Regions from separate parts of the Homo sapiens genome. Here region 1 is linked to region 2. A link is an interaction called in ENCODE POLR2A ChIA-PET data of the cell type or tissue named here. Cell type or tissue: B cell. All regions are shown on one strand. Links, peaks and the distances in the headings refer to the core of each region. The heading gives the core; the rest is flanking DNA.

Region 1 (2,931 bases), core at 207-2,706, 54 kb before region 2:
CTTGAACCCAGGAGGCGGAGGTTGCAGTGAGCTGAGATCGCGCCATTGCACTCCAGCCTGGGTGACAGGGCAAGATTCCGTCTCAAAAACATACATACCTACATACATACATAAGATATAACATATATCAAGACATATCAGAATTTTAAGAACCTCATATAATTTTGGAACACATATTAATAATACATTTATGCAAATATAACTCGAAAAAGTTAAACACCATTTCTTATTTAACATTGCCTCCTATGAGTTTAACATACCAAATAAGCCTAACATGTCTCTTGAGGATTTTCAGGAGTTCCTGTTTGTTAAGTGCAAGTTAGTTCAGGTCAAAAAGACTTAATTTTAGAATTCAAAATTTAATTTTGGGAAGTATGTCAAATATTAAAGGTTTAGTATTTGATATTAAAATAAGAACAGTTTAAAACATATGATCAAAATAGAATCACAGGTCACTGTAAAAAATAATCATTCATTTACCCAAAATGATAATTAACATATTTCAAAAAGCAAAAACTTTTACTCTGATAGAGAGGAGACCATTTCCAGTCAAGAAAAGAAAAAAAAAGGCAGCATGAGGCAAAGTCTTCCTCTACTTTTTTTTGCAGTTTACTCAAAAGGTAAATAAATATGTTACAATGTCTTATTAATACTATGTGAAATTCTTGTTCGAAGGAGAAAATCAAATTTTACTTTCATATTAGTATATTAATAACAATAAAGCTAATTTTAATAAAGCCTGATAAACAAATTCATCCAATCTAACAGCTTTGGCCACACAAGATGAGATTTCTATAAACATTTTATAACCTCTTAACAATTATCTATTAAAGACCAGATCAATTCTCTAAGAAAACTGTGTTGTTTTACATAGGGTCCTAGACTCTGGTCTTGAATCAATTTGCTCAATTTTTATTTTATTATTTTTTAATGAGAGCACAATACAAAAATTTATTTCAATAATGGTGATAACCTAAAGCCACAGAACAAAATATAAATTACATTTAGAATACTCTATTTAGGATGCTGAATTTCCATTTTATTTAAAAATATTTTTCTTAATAAATTAACATACACAAATTTTGATGCCAAATTCTTCCATGACACTAAACATTTAAGGTGTTGATGAACATGATCTGTGTGCAAGAATATATATATATACTTGTGGATATATTATTCTATAGAAGAGGGAAATTATCCTTTTATATATCAGAGGGTCCCATAGGATTGAAGAAGTTATAGGAAGACTAATATTTTTTTTTTCAGCTATATCTACTGGAATGGGAAGCTAACCTTTTTAAATAATTGAAGATATACAACAGTGAAAAAAGATTCCTTGTAGTGGAGCTGAACTTATGCTCTCTGGAAAAGTAAAATCAGTGTTGAGTTTATCATCTTTTTGTGATCTGAAGATAGTGATGCTAGTTTTGTTGAGTGATTAGACACTTATGACCCTTCTGACTTTTGTTTATTTTTTGTTAGGGCTCAGCAAAATAATTTTTTTTTCCTGTTTTTTAAAATTTTTTATTTTAGGTTTGGGGGTACATGTGCAGGTTTGTTACATAGGTAAATTGCATGTCACAGGGGTTTGGTGTACACATTATTTTGCCACCTAGGTAATAAACATAGTACCCTATAGGTAGTTTTTCAATCCTCACCCCCCTCCCACCCTCCAACATCAAGTAGGCCCCAGTGTCTCTTGTTCCGTGCCTTGCGTCCATATGTACTCAATGTTTAGCTCCCACTTACATGTGAGAACATGTGATATTTGGTTTTCTGTTCCTGCATTAGTTTGCTTAGGATAATGGCCTCTAGCTCCATCCATGTTGCTACAGAGGACATGATCTCATTCTTTTTTATGGATGCATAGTATTCCGTGTGTGTGTGTGTGTGTGTGTGTGTGTGTGTGTGTGTGTGTGTGTATCACATGTTTTTTATACAGTGTACCACTGATGGGCATTTAGGTTGATTCCATGTCTTTGCTATGCTGCCGAGTTGAACATGCACATGCATGTGTCTTTACAGTAGAATGATTTATAATTCCTTTGGGTATATGCCCAGTAATGGAATTGCTGGTCAAATGGTAGTTCTGTTTTAAGTTCTTTGAGAAATTGCCAAACTGCTTTCAGCAGTGAATGAACAAGTCTACATTCCTGCCAGCAGTGCATAAGCATTCCTTTTTCTCTACAACCTCACCAGCATCTTTTTTTTTTTTTTACTTTATTAATAGCCAGTATAACTGGTGTGAGATGGTATCTTATTGTGGTTTTGGTTTGCATTTCTCTAATGATTAATGAAGTTGAGCCATTTTTTTATATGATTGTTGGCAGCATGTCTTTCGAAAAGCATCTGTTAATGACATTTGGCCACTTTTTAGTGGGGTTGTTTTTGCTTGTAAATTTAAGTTCTTTATAGATTCTGGATATAACACCTATGTTGGATGGATAGTTTGCAAATATTTTCTCCCATTGTATAGGTTGTCTGTTTACTCTTTCTTGATAGGTTCTTTTGCTGTGCAGAAACTCTTTAGTTTCATTAGGTTTCATTTATCAATTTTTGTTTTTGTTGCAATTGCTTTTGATGTCTTCATCATGAAATCTTTGCCAGGTCCTAGGTTCAGAATGGTATTTCCTAGGTTATCTTCCAGGGTTTTTATAGTTATGTGTTCTAGATTAAAGTCTTTAATTCATCCTGACTTAATTTTTGTATATGGTGTAAGGAAGGGGTCCAGTTTCAGTCTTTTCCATATGGCTAGCCAGTTACCTCAGCACCACTTATTGAATAGAAAGTCCTTTCTTCATTGCTTGCTTTTGTTGATTTTGTCAAAGACCAGATTATTGTAGGTGTGTGGCATTATTCCTGGGCTCTCTATCCTTGTAGTATAGTTTGAAGTCGGGTAATGTGATGAATACCACTTTTTGTTTTGTTTTG
Region 2 (2,931 bases), core at 296-2,795:
AAGTGAGCTTCAGCAGCTATTCACATATTTAGGAAAATAAACTCAATTTTATTTAAATACCTTGCTGTTGGTAATTATTTTCAGAGTCTGTAGGGAAGGACCAGTTTTATTGTTATTTTCAATCTGTCTCAGACCAATATATTTGTAAAATACAATAAAAAGGAATAACTAGCAAAATGGAATTAAAAAAACCCAAAGAGAAATAAAATGCAAGCCTTAATTTTTTTGTTACTAAACTTGACAGATACAAAATTACTCTATCCATTCATTTTATCTCCATGTTTTTAGTTTCTGGATGTAGCTCACCACAGAGAGTTTTGAGTAAATAACATTGCTGTAAAGAACAACTTACTCATGTTTTTTCTCCCATTGCTACTCTATTTGAGGATGGGAGGAGAGAGCCCAGAATTTTATATTTTACATTTCATAATCAGCACATTTCAGGATGGTTTTGTTACATTAGTGGAAAATATCTCTGATGGTGCAATACTGACCCAGGAGGGACTGGTTCCCGAGGGCCGGGTTGCCGCACAAGTGCATTGAGGCATGTTGACTCCTGCAGTGCTCCCCATGCTGTAAGGTGGGAATGCAGGTGTTGTGATTTTCACTGATGAAGACCTTGAGCTTGGATGAGAAGATGGGAGGATGAAATCACCCTATTAATAAAATTTACAGAGCAGGCCTATATTAGTCCATTCTCACAGTGCTATAAAGAACTACCTGAGACTGGGTAATTTATGAAGAAAAGAGGTTTAATTGACTCACAGTTCCAAAGGCTTAACAGGAAGCATGACTGGGAGGCTTCAGGAAACTTAAAATCATGGCAGAAGGTGTAGGGAAAGCAGGCACATCTTACCATGGTGGAGCAGGAGAGAGCAAGAGAGAAAGGGAAAGTGCCACACACTTTCAAACAACCCGATCTTGTGAGAACTCACTCACTATCATGAGAACAGCGAGGGGAAAGACCGCCCCAATGATCCAATCACCTCCCACCAGGCCCCTAGAATTGTGGGAATTACAATTCTAGATGAGATTTGGGTGGGGACACAGAGCCAAACCATATCAAGGCCTCTTTGACCTAGGATTTTGCAAGGACCCCAGCCTCCTCTGCTGCCTTTCTGGGAACAGATGGGAAGTGTATTTGTGGGTAAAGTAGGAGCTTAGGGGACATGATAATTCAGGCAGCATCTTGGTGGCTTTGTAGAAGGATTGAATTGGAAATGAGGTTCTTGCTTCTAGCTCACTGAGTTCAGTGACATAAGTGGCTATTTCCTTGTCTTCCACCTGCAGCTAGAAAACAGGCATGGTCTCAAGATTCTTTGTTCTGCTTTTGACTTGAAGTTTTAGTTTTGCATGAGGACTTCATTTTGTTATCTCTAAATATATGGAGAATTGTTTTGCCAGCCACAGCTTCTTTCTAGATGTTCTTTAATGCTCCTTGCTAGAATGACTTGGGATGGTCATGTAGTCAAGTATCCCAGGTCAGCTTTCTTCAGTGGCAGATGTTTTGGCTTCTGTGTACAATTATTAAATGAAGTCATGTTGAGGTTTTCTTTTTTTTTTTTTTTTTTTGAGATAGAGTCTGTCTTCACCTCACAGGCTGGAGTGCAGTGGCGCGATCTCGGCTCACTGCAACTTCTGCCTCCCGGGTTCAAGCTATTCTCCTGCCTCAGCCTCCCGAGTACATGGGATTATAGGTGCATGCCACCATGTCCGGCTAATTTTTGTTGTTGTTGTTTTGAGATGGAGTCCCTCTCTGTCACCCAGGCTGGAGTGCAATGGCACGATGTCAGCTCACTGCAACCTCCACCTCCTGGGTTCAAGCAATTCTCCTGCCTCAGCCTCCTTAGTAGCTTGGCTTACAGGCGCGTGCCACCACGCCCGGCTAATTTTTTGTATTTTTAGTAGAGACGGGGTGTCACCATATTGGTTAGGCTGGTCTCAAACTCCTGACCGCGTGATCCACCCACCTCGGCCTCTCAAAGTGCTGGGATTACAGGCGTGAGCCACTGCGCCTGGCCAAGGTTTTTTTCAGAGGTTTTTTTTTTTTTTTTTTTTTAATTCAATATCATGTAAGATAGCGGTCCCCAAACTTTTTGGCACCAGGGACAGGTTTTGTGGAAGACAATTTTTCCACAAACCTGGGCAGAGCTGGGGATGGTTTTGGGATGAACGTTCCACCTCAGATTATCAGGCATTAGACTCTCAGAAGGAGTATGCAACCTAGATCCCTCTGATGCGCAGTTCACAATAGAGTTCACTCTCCTATGAGAATCTAATGCTATTGCTGATCTGACCGGAGGTAGAGCTCAGGTGGTAATGCCTGCTCACCTGCTGTGCCGCTTGGTTCCTAACAGGTCACAGAACTGTACCTGGGGGTTGGGGACTTCTGACATAAGACATAGAAGTGACATGTTGTCATGCTGTGGGATGAAAATGCCCCTTGACTGCCTTCTTGTTCATGATTGCTTTCCCTGTTGAAGCCTGGAGAGGAGTGGGCTGTTGAAACAGGAGCCAGGGTTGTGGAATAATGGTGTTAAGATCATAGGTTCACCACTTACCTCTGCCTCATGCTAACACTTGACCTTGGCAAGTTAGTTAACCTCATTTCCTTCAGCTATGACATGGGGATAATGAGTCCCCATCAGTGATTTATTTGGCAGAGAGAGTCACATTCAGTATTGCTCAGTGGGACAGGGGCTCCGTGGTGATATGTTGCTAACTAAACAGGTCAGGCATTCGTAGCCACTCTGGGTAAGTGCCCGGTGGTTAGGTAATGTGTGACAGCCAGCAGCCAAAGTGGACATACTCAGAGACAGTTCCTGGCTGGCTGCCCAAGCCTTACATCTGTAGCTAAAGAATTACTGAAAATGTGAATGAAAATATCTCCTCTCCTGGCTTGTGGTCCAGAGCTCAGACTCAGGAACCGAA

The links. Peaks named below come from ENCODE experiments on the same cell type or tissue, not always from the same donor. Only the 100,000 strongest peaks of a DNase experiment are listed, where the experiment ranks them.
Region 1: POLR2A ChIA-PET joins it to region 2 with 5 read pairs; 7 of 35 experiments call an interaction of 5 or more read pairs at or near these places.

What each region holds. Positions count from the first base shown.
Region 1 is chr4:52,697,482-52,700,412 of GRCh38, reverse strand. No RefSeq gene overlaps it. Among named protein-coding and RNA genes, the nearest start is that of DANCR, 13 kb to the left of the region's middle. In B cell, for the core only: no CTCF peak of the experiment used is centred there; no DNase peak of the experiment used is centred there.
Region 2 is chr4:52,643,866-52,646,796 of GRCh38, reverse strand. The region is part of intron 1 of USP46 (ubiquitin specific peptidase 46); the gene reads left to right. Among named protein-coding and RNA genes, the nearest start is that of USP46, 14 kb to the left of the region's middle. In B cell, for the core only: no CTCF peak of the experiment used is centred there; a DNase peak (open chromatin) is centred at 1,306; H3K27ac peaks cover 467 bases.